Regions from separate parts of the Mus musculus genome. Here all the other regions are linked to region 4. Evidence: chromatin loops called from intact Hi-C (ENCODE). Cell type or tissue: left cerebral cortex. All regions are shown on one strand.

Region 1 (2,500 bases), 1.9 Mb after region 4:
TAGCATAGTAGGTAAGACATCAAGCATGAGGACCAGAATTCACCCCCAGATCCTCCCCAACACACACACACACACACACACACACACACACACACACACACAGAGGCTCAGCATCCTGGCATGTTTGTTATCTCAGCTTTGGGACAGTGAAGACAAGCAGAACCCTGGGCTCCTTGGCCTGTTGACCAGCCAGGCTAACCTGATCTACCAGCCCCAGGAGGCTCTTCACCTTGCTCTGGGAAGGCCTTCCCTGCTCTCCCCCAGAGACCTCAATTATGTCAGCAATAGACATATCATTTCACACTCTTACGGTTTGAGCATGGCACTATCAGTTCTATGTTAGCTGTATTCCACAGAAGGGATACCCCCCCACACACACACACACACACACACTCCTTACTTTGGCTGTTAGGTCCAACCCTGCCTGACAGTTGTTGTACAGAGTTCACCAGTATCCTATCTCATAGTAATGGTTTGTCAGTCAATTGAAATAATGCATTCATTCATTTATTCCTCCAACAGTTTTTTTGAACTATACCCTTCACTACACTAAAATACTTCTCTGAAAGAAAAATATCTACACACAAGCACTGTAATACAGTGAGGATAACTGTTGAGAAACACGAGTAAGCCCGCAATGAAAGGCTTTCACCCTAAAGCTAATAACCAACTTACCCATTTGTCAGATAGGATAATAATAAACAAACGACAAAACTAGTTGAAACCAAAAACTTGATTGAGACTTAAACTTTGTGAGCCCTGCTAACCAACGACGGAAAGGCTGGCAAGAGGAATACCAAGTCAAAAATCACAATGGAACCAGACTCACTGGGGTCTGGGGCTGAGATATCTGAACTCAGGGACCAAATTCAAGCACTTAACACTCCGTCGCCTAGCCAGGAACAGGCTCGCGGGAGACACAGGAAACCGTTTCCTTGGTAACAACTTTTCGAATTACGCCAAAGAGTACAGAGGAAAGGGAAGGGAGGAATTAATTATCATAATCGGAGCGGGTTCAAACAACCGTGCAGAGGAAACTGCAGGCGAAGCCACCTCTCGGGAGCCAGCCCCTCGAGGCTGCTTACCTGGCGCGCCGTGAGAGCGCCCTCCATCGCCGCACCCTCCCGCGACACCCCGCACGCGCGTCCCTGAGAGCTCCCGGGTGGGAGAGGGCCGGACAGGCGCGTGCCCGACGCGCGGTCCTGGCTGCGGCCCTCGGACTCCCCACCTCCAGATCAGGCCGAGCGCTTTGCGTCCTCTGGCGGCAATTAATGACTATTGCCTTTGGCGAAGTCCTTAAAGGCTAATTTGTGAGCCAGGGCGTTAACCACCCTGGGATCAGTGATGAGCCTTGAAAAGCAGAGGGTTTGTTATTCTTTGATGGGCCTAGAATTTCAGTTTGGGCAGAAGAAGATAGTGTTCTGCAGATAGGATGGTTGTTCTCTAATATGAATGTACTAGACCTCATTAAAATGTACAATAAAGGGCTGATGAGATGGCTCAGTGGGTAAGAGCACTCGACTGCTCTTCCGAAGGTCAGGAGTTCAAATCCCAGCAACCACATGGTGGCTCACAACCATCCATAACAAGATCTGACTCTCTCTTCTGGAGTGTCTGAGGACAGCTACAGTGTACTTACATATAATAAATAAATAAATCTTTTTAAAAAACGTACAATAAAATCTAATAGAACAGGCAGGCGATAAGAAGTAGGGAGGCAGGAAAACTGTGACTTGGGGATCAGCCTGACCACACTCAAGTTCAAGACCAGACTTGGGCAACAGGGAGACTCTGTCTCACGAGGGAAAAGGGGGAAAAAAAGAAAAAAGCAAAACAAACAAAACATCTGATAAAATTTTGTTTCTCTTTTATACCAATAAAACTCACTACGCAAACACAATTAAGTACTAGAACAAACAGAACTAGATAGAGCCCCGTGGAGAGGCACAGCCTGGTTTCTAGCATTGGCACCTTAGAGTAAAAATACGAGGGGTTTGGAGAGGTGGTTCAGGGGTTCAGTGTTCAGTGTGCTTTCTGTCCATGCAGAGGACCAGCGTTCATTTCCCAGAACCCTCATCAGGCAACTCACAGTCTCCTGGAACTCAAGCTTCCACCAGTACTACACTTAAGTGCACAACCTTGCATTCACGTTCACACACACACACACACACACACACACACACACACACCTCTAAAAATTATCATTTAAGGAAAATAGTGGTAAGGATACTGAAAAGTGTTCGGGTGAACAGTGTTAACATCTACTTAGGCTTGAAGGATGGATGGTAATAGAAGCCACCAATTAGAAGAAGAAAAGGCGCTCAGGGCTGGGGTGGTAGCAGGTTGTGGTTATAATGTTAAGTGTAAGAGCAGGTGACTGACTAGAGGAACAAGTTAAGACCACAGAGTAAGAAAAGCAGAGGCTTGGAATTGAAACAAGAATTACTGAAAGAGTAAGACAGTAGCAAAGAGAAAGGAGATGATAAGCAAGGACCAGAGT
Region 2 (2,500 bases), 86 kb after region 4:
TCCACTCACCTCTATTTCTGGAGTGCTAAGATTAACGGTATTCTCTACTAAGTCCTTTGCTCTTCCAATGACTTTTCGTAAGGACCTAATAGATGATTGTCAGACCAAGGACTGACAAATTCGAAGTGATCAGATACGAATTAGGTTGTTTTCACATTTTAATTAAGACTTGGGATAGATAGCATTGGGAACAGAGTCACAATTGTTATTGTGAAGAATCCTCAATAAATTATGGGACTTCAATAGACAAATGGAGCAAGTACTATATTCTTGTAGATTTACTACAGGAGGATGACGGTTGGTATGTAGCTGAAAGGGCAGTCTACACCCTCCGCCCTCAGCTGCCTGCCACATCAGTACAGCCCCAGGAGGCTTCAGAAGATGTGCTCAGGTCTCTTGAGTGGCTGCATCTCCCCCCACCCCCCAGAAGCGACAGGGGACAAATGGCTGCTGGCTCGCTACACAGTTCCACTTCACTCTGCTCCCACCCTCTTGCCAGCCCACCAGGCACGTGCCAACAATGAGCTGCCTGCTTCACTGGGATCCTCGGCTCCATTAATAAGCCCTGGAAGGCTGATAATTGGAGATTTGCGGAGCCTGCCGTCTTTCAATGAGGCGGGTTGTTATGGAAACCGCAGGCAGAGCATCATGTACATATTATTGATCCTTTAAAATAATAATAAAAAAGGACCATTAGAATGTAATGTCCCTTTTTCTTACCTCACTTGGCTCCCATCGTTTTCTTTGAGAAGTTTGTCATCAATTTGCACACGTGACAATTCACAGCTCATCTCTCTCTTTATCTCTTAGCACCCGCCCCACCCCTTTCTTAATTACAGAGAATCTTTCACCTCTAGCAGGAGAAAAAAAGTCAGCTGAGCAGAAAACCAAAGGAACACCAAAGAGAACACTCTCAATCTAATTTAACACCAAGGCATTAACTCGATAATTTGAGACAAGAGAAATCAGTCATGAGTATCAATGCACATTTCCTCGCCATTAAAAATAATAATAATAAATCGAACAGAGCTTAGAAATGACTTCGGAGCCCCACCCTAGTTTATTCTGGTGGCAAGATGTTCACCACCCACGATGAAGCACACACGGTGCTCTGGAAAGGAGCCCCCAGCGCTCAAGCCAAGGAAAAAGCCGGACTATTTTTCTGAACTACTTTTAAAATTTAGCTTTACACTCTTGCAGAAAAAAATCCAATTACTCCTTTTACTTAAGGAATACAGACATAATGCCGAAGTGTACCTGACTGGGAGGCCTGTGATCAGCATTAAATGAATGTGCCTGAAGGCTGCTTTGGACTTCAGTGTCACCCAAATTCCTTGCGTTGAAAAGGCCTGGGCGCCATTGTTTCTTGGTGAACTTCCCATTTTTCCCCAGCAGAGGGCAACAGAGTAATACTGTTCCCGACCTTGAGGTCTGCGGACCAGCCACGAATCCAAAGCAAAGCACACAATTGGTTCAGGAACGATTTGCTGTGGCAAGGTCCTACTTTGAAGCCTTTCTGAAGTTAATTGTATTTTTAAGTCCTTTTAAAGGTAACCAAAATCTAAGTCTAGAAATATTGTTTACCAAAGTCATGAAGTCATGGGAGTGGATGAACTAAAATTAATGTTACATTGTGAAATGGATTTCGAGAGCAGGTAATGCTTTGCAGTGGCCTTATCTCTATAGGATAAGGTCTTATCTTATATCTAAGACCTTTGAATCCATAAAATACTATGACATCAGTTGTCATACTATTTTAATGTAGCAAAAGCATCTGCCATTGTTTAGTTTAAAGCCCCAATCACTTCAGGTCTGAACATTTTAAGGTCTAACACAGTCACCTTCCCCTCCCTGGTGCTATAGCAATGTTGCCTAATTAAGTTCACTTCCTTCATTCAGATACCTGCCACCCTGGTGACATCTGAACTTACTCTCTGCAATTAGACTGTGTTTCCAGTCAAACACATACTTTCACATAGCTCTGGGGCCAGGAGTTCGTTTTGTTTGCTTGTTGTTTGCTTGCTTGCTCCTTTTTAAAGGCCTTACATTGCTTCCAGATTGTACACTGAACAACAGCATTTTTCTTTTTACTTTTATATACCAGTATTCTTTACAACGCCTAGAGCTCTTGCGTAAGTCACACCTGCTAGCAAAGGAAAGTTATCTGTATGACAATGAAACGAGCTCCTTGGGTTACCTTGTCTCCTCCACGATGAGCCTAACTCATTATGTGACTGTTCAAGGTGATCCTACAAGACACGTCACTTTTCATTAGAATACACACACGCACAGCCCGTCCTGGGGATTGTTCGAGTACAGTGGGCTGAACAGTTTTGAAAACTGGTCCCAGCTGAATAGCTGATGAAAGACCAAACTCTCATCCATATTGACACACAGTAAAACATGTTACAGACCATTCCAGGAGATGAAAGGACTCTGTGAGACCCGCTATGCCTCGGTCAAAGTGACATCTAAGTTTCCTAAGAAGATTGAAATCTAA
Region 3 (2,500 bases), 590 kb after region 4:
TCAGCTGTGGCATGTGACAAGTGCTTTGTAGCTTCACATCACAGCTGCATGAGGTCACTGGCAATCCTTTCAGGAGCTGATCCCGCAGCCTCATTTCCTTGACAGAGTAAAGCATTTTACTAGATCTAAGATTAGGCGTATTTGTAACTGGTACGCAAATTATCAGTTATTATTTGGTATTCACGTTACTGCCATGGTTTCTGTGATTCATCCAATGCAGTCTGTGTAAAAAGCAATGACCTCATTCTTTGCTGGATCTAAAATCAGTCATGGTCACTAAAGCCCCTTGTTCTACACAAAAGAAAGAAATCAGATGACCTTTGCTCTGACCCTTGACTTGATATTTACAAAAGCTAATTATGGGGAGGGCCAACTCTCTTTTATCATTCAAGGACATTTGGCTAAGGTCTACTCCTTAAATAAAAAACAAAATGTCATTCAGAGGGCTATTTAAGGCTGTATACAGTATAAGGAAATCTACTCTGATGTTAATTTGGCGTTTTTGGCCATCAACATTGATTTTCTCAAAGTCAATCACGTAAAACATGGGAGGGGTTATATGTCTCTCATTAAAATCAAAGTGGCTCACTAACAAAAGGGAGTTGGTTATCTGGAGGTCTGGCAGTTGGAGGTCAGAGAGACACGTGGTCTGATAGCTTCAGCTAAACCTCTCTCAGTTTTCACTACCACGCCCCTGCCCCTGCTTCTGCTGGAAAAGAACTACCAGGCACTATGCATTGCTTTAACTCTAAGGGCTCTAAGGGTTACTTGGTTGATAAGGAGACCACCCCTAAAACAGAAGGCAGCCACTAATCCCCAGTGGGATTATTTAGTTACCTTTATTATAATAACAATGCTTACAAATACAGGTTTAAGGTAAACAAACATTCAGAAGAAAGAAAAAGAAAGAAAGCATCAGATAGTTAGAACAATGGGAGACACACAGTCCTTTTTTTCCCGGGGCTTCCCCTTGGCTGGCCTTTTCTTTGGGGAAAAGTAGAAGTCTGAATTCTTTTGTTCATTTCAGCCACCGCCCTTTTGCAATCTGAGTCTGAGCAAGGCTGCCACGCCCAGGAAAGGGACAAAGGCAGAGAAAGGGGATCTCTGGGCACTGACACAGCTCCACTTACTTAAACAGGACTCATTTGTTGGTCTCAGTAACATAGCTGTACACATCAGTTACCATCTCTATAAACAAACAATTAAAACAGGGGCATAAAATATATGCATGCTCTGAAATTCTATCTGATTAAAGTATTCTTTTCCTAGAAAGACAGGCAGCCAGAGTTCTACTCGTTTCAGAAAAAGGATGAATGCTGCCCCCTCTTGACTAAGTGCTGGATACGCTGAACAGCCATAAACTCTAATGGCTAGCCAGTGGGAATAAAGATCCTACTTTTGTACAGAGAATTTTAATGAAATCTTAGAAGCTGGAAGGTTAGAGGAAGCTCAAAGTTTATCTCAATGGGACTTTTATAGGTTTCTGGGAGATGGGTCATGCTTTATCGATGCGCCTGCATCTTCTCAGCTGTTTCTGTTTTGTAGATTCTTAATTTTGCCTGGAATAATCATTTGAGTTTAGTGCTCTGTTTCCCCGATAAGACTGATAGACTCCTTGAGAATATGAGCCACTGCCACCCCTCCTCCTCCTCCTCCTCCTCCTCCTCCTCCTCCTTTACTTGCCTTCATAACTATCAGAATACCTTCAAAGATTCATGCATAGTGGGTATTCAACAATACATAAGCAATCTCTAGCTGGCGTCACTATAGTTTATGGCTATGAACAATTGGTTCTCTCTGAACTCATAAATTCAGCTTGGGTTTCAAGTCAAGAAATTTTGTTTTGTTTTGTTTTATGTTTTGTTTTGTTTTTGTTTTTTGTTTTGGTTCTCGAGACAGGGTTTCTCTGTGTAGCCTTGGCTGTCCTGGAACTCACTTTGTAGACCAGGCTGGGATTAATGAGATGAGATTAACTCAGAAATCTGCCTGCCGCTGCCTCCCAAGTGCTGGGATTAAAGGCGTGAGCCAATGTCAAGAAATTCAAATAAGTGCTGTCATTCCTTAATCTTAGAATCATTTAAACTTGGAAGCATACTCGGTTTGCTTATAGGCACCAAGCACTAAAATACATGTTATAGACAAAAAAATACTTTTAAAAATAAAAATTAGGCCAGGCGTGGTGGCGCACGCCTTTAATCCCAGCACTCAGGAGGCAGAGGCAGGCGGATTTCTGAGTTCGAGGCCAGCCTGGTCTACAAAGTGAGCTCCAGGACAGCCAGGGCTATACAGAGAAACCCTGTCTTGAAAAACCAAAATAAATAAATAAAATAAATAAATAAATAAATAAATAAATAAAAATTAAAAAGTACAGGAAAAAAAAACCCTAGTCATGTTACACACAGGTGTAATGTTGAATGTAAGAAAACTGACTTAAGACAAAAAACAAACCACACACACACACACACACACACACACACACACACACACACACACCTGCATG
Region 4 (2,500 bases):
GTTGGTTGGTTGGTTTCAGATTCCCAAAGTATTTTCCCCCATTTAAGGTGCTTTTCTGCAACACAGTCCATTGGCTGTAATGGAAAATGGCTTGTGTCCAAGCTGAATTTCTATCTTCAGGTATCCTTGGCACTGTCCAGAAGGAGGCTCCCTTCCTGAGAGGAGCCTCTGAAAGAATCTTGATAACACTGAATCAGGAGATGCCCATTCCACCCCTACAACCAGCCCACAATGTGGTAAAATAAGCTGTATTGACCAAAACATTTTCATGAAACCATTTGTTATGGTAAATGAGTTTGGGCACCACTGCCCACACCCATCTGCAACGATTAATCTTCTGCCAAAACAGTTTTTATCATCCTGTCCAGGCTTTTGAAATGTGACCTCCCTCTCCAATTTTGGAATCAAATTCAACAGTGTTGGCAAAATAGTAGTGACTAAGGCTGGTGTCTAGAAAATTCCTTTCAACCTTTTTTACAGCTTGCATGGAGATCAGGCCAACACAGAACCAGCAAAATCTCTTTCCTTTTGTTGTGTCGAAGAAGACAAAAGGGAGGAGTCAAGGGCTACAGATGTGACTCCAAAGAAGCACTGTTTGTGACTCCCTGTGGCTTTTACAGGTTAGCTTTACTTTTTGTTGTTGTTGTTGTTGTTGACGAATAGGTGGCAGAAGCCCTGGAAAAGTATTTGTCACATGCAATTGGATTCTTTGCAGCTACACTTGTATTTCCCTAAGGGTCCGTGAGTCCATAGAGATCAGCCGTGAGGGGGAGAGATTGCGTGTGACTGTGCATGAATCAGAAGAAGAACAAAAAGATGCGGCTGATGGTGGCAGGGAAAGACTGGAGTTAATAAGCCAGCATGTGCCTGAGGATTCTATCAGGCACAGGGATGGATGACATAATTGTTTTCTGCCTCTAATGATCTCAGAGATGTGGGATACAAGAGAATATTAAAACAAGACAGAAAGATGGAAACTCATTTTCAGCAGCTGTCAACCAAAATGGGATGTAAACTAGGAGAGAGGCATATTGAAATGTTCACAGGGTTCACTTCATCAAAATGAGCTTTTACCTCTCCCGGATGTCACGCCCTCCTTTTCTTGAGCGGAAGCAGCCTCCCCCCGCCCCCCAAACTGTTGCTCCTTGTATTCTTCCCACAACCTCTGCTGTCACTCCAGTCTCTCGTCACTGTCACCTTGCCTCTCTCCCTTCTTAACATCGTTCAATTTTTTCCTAATCCTCTCTTTCCTCGCCGCAAACATGTTTTTAGTCTCTTTCCTTTCTTCGCTCTATCCCCCTCACCCACCCTCACTTCTGCCATTAATAAGTAACTGAGTGAACCTGGAAACCCTTTTTGTGATGCCAGGAGTTGAATGGAAACGAAAGGAAAAAAAAAAAAAAAAGTCCCTATGAAAAGCACTCCAGTGTCCCCGCCCCGCCTCGGGTGCGGGTGGGCTGTGGCGTCTGCGAAGCCGCGATGCTTGCACGTGCCACGAGGGGGCAGAGGTGCGCGCCAGCGAGCCCGCACCGCCATCCAGCGCGGCAGGAAGTGCTTGGAGGGCGGGCGCCAGCGGCTGCTCTCTTGGCGTCACCCATCACCGCTGCTGACAGCCGCGTAAGGTTTCCGCCTGCTCCCTGGATGTCCACGGATGGGCGCGGCGAAGAAGCAAAGGATTCCTGATGCAAGCGGGAGGGGTAAAGTCTGCCTCAGGCCAATACAGATAGATCTTTTCCCGAAACAAAGGAGCCAGTGGTGCCGTTACGATCAGAGCATCAAGAAGCATAGCTGGGGGAGCCCCTAGGAGCCCAGCAGCCTACCGAGGTCCCCTTTGCTTCCCTGCCCCAGCTCTTCCCCGCCTGCGATGCAAGGGGGTCACATTCCTGAGCTCCTCAGTCCCCTTCCCAGGTAGCTGGAGTAGCTGGAGCCTTCATCTTTGTTAGCCAGGTCACTGTGAATCCAAACAGCAGCTTGCTTGGCCTTTTGGGTGACAGGCGAGATTAGAAGTAGCCCACAGGCTCCGTGTAGGGGAAGGATTGATTAACATTCTTCCCCTGCGGGTTCAGTTTCCTGCAAATCGCAGTAGGCTCAATTCAGCAGCAGATGGCGGTAACGCTTCTGTCAACCTGAGGATTCTCTGTGGCTGGACACACAAGTCCACACACACACACACACACACACACACACACACCCCACCCCACACCATGTATCACATACCACCACGCCTTAAGCAAGCACACTTTGAGAGTCTGGAGCCCCACAGAGATTCTGATCCCTCCAATAAATTTCCAAAGCAGGATAGGATGGAGAGAAAGACCACAATGATGGCAGAGTAATAGCCATTTGTTGGCGGCTCTGAGCCAGGTGCGCACTGCTTTTACAAGACGGGTAGTAAAATAACGGTGTTCAACTTTTATATGATGAGGTAAGGTTAGTTAAGAAATTAACTGCCCGCATTTTCCTTGCCTTTAAGTTGTGAGAATACACAGGTGCCTTTTCC

What was found. Peaks named below come from ENCODE experiments on the same cell type or tissue, not always from the same donor. Only the 100,000 strongest peaks of a DNase experiment are listed, where the experiment ranks them.
Region 1: it touches region 4 in a loop (3-fold over the local background); 3 of 42 quality-filtered maps call a loop at or near these places.
Region 2: it touches region 4 in a loop (8-fold over the local background); 5 of 42 quality-filtered maps call a loop at or near these places.
Region 3: it touches region 4 in a loop (8-fold over the local background); 14 of 42 quality-filtered maps call a loop at or near these places.

Annotation. Positions count from the first base shown.
Region 1 is chr16:44,062,187-44,064,686 of GRCm38, forward strand. It overlaps a transcript of Gramd1c not described here. Among named protein-coding and RNA genes, the nearest start is that of Gramd1c, 21 kb to the left of the region's middle. In left cerebral cortex, a CTCF peak has its summit at 1,262; DNase peaks (open chromatin) are centred at 1,003 and 1,155; H3K4me3 peaks cover 895 bases; H3K27ac peaks cover 668 bases.
Region 2 is chr16:42,275,250-42,277,749 of GRCm38, forward strand. All of the region lies in intron 2 of Gap43 (growth associated protein 43), which reads right to left. Among named protein-coding and RNA genes, the nearest start is that of Mir6540, 27 kb to the right of the region's middle. In left cerebral cortex, a CTCF peak has its summit at 1,386 (motif pointing right); DNase peaks (open chromatin) are centred at 568, 867 and 1,388; H3K4me3 peaks cover 748 bases.
Region 3 is chr16:42,781,291-42,783,790 of GRCm38, forward strand. All of the region lies in intron 1 of 4932412D23Rik (RIKEN cDNA 4932412D23 gene), which reads right to left. Among named protein-coding and RNA genes, the nearest start is that of 4932412D23Rik, 93 kb to the right of the region's middle. In left cerebral cortex, a CTCF peak has its summit at 1,333; a DNase peak (open chromatin) is centred at 1,309.
Region 4 is chr16:42,188,785-42,191,284 of GRCm38, forward strand. No RefSeq gene overlaps it. Among named protein-coding and RNA genes, the nearest start is that of Mir6540, 110 kb to the right of the region's middle. In left cerebral cortex, CTCF peaks have their summits at 1,490 (motif pointing right) and 2,085 (motif pointing right); DNase peaks (open chromatin) are centred at 373, 833, 1,569 and 2,095; H3K4me3 peaks cover 1,481 bases; H3K27ac peaks cover 1,364 bases.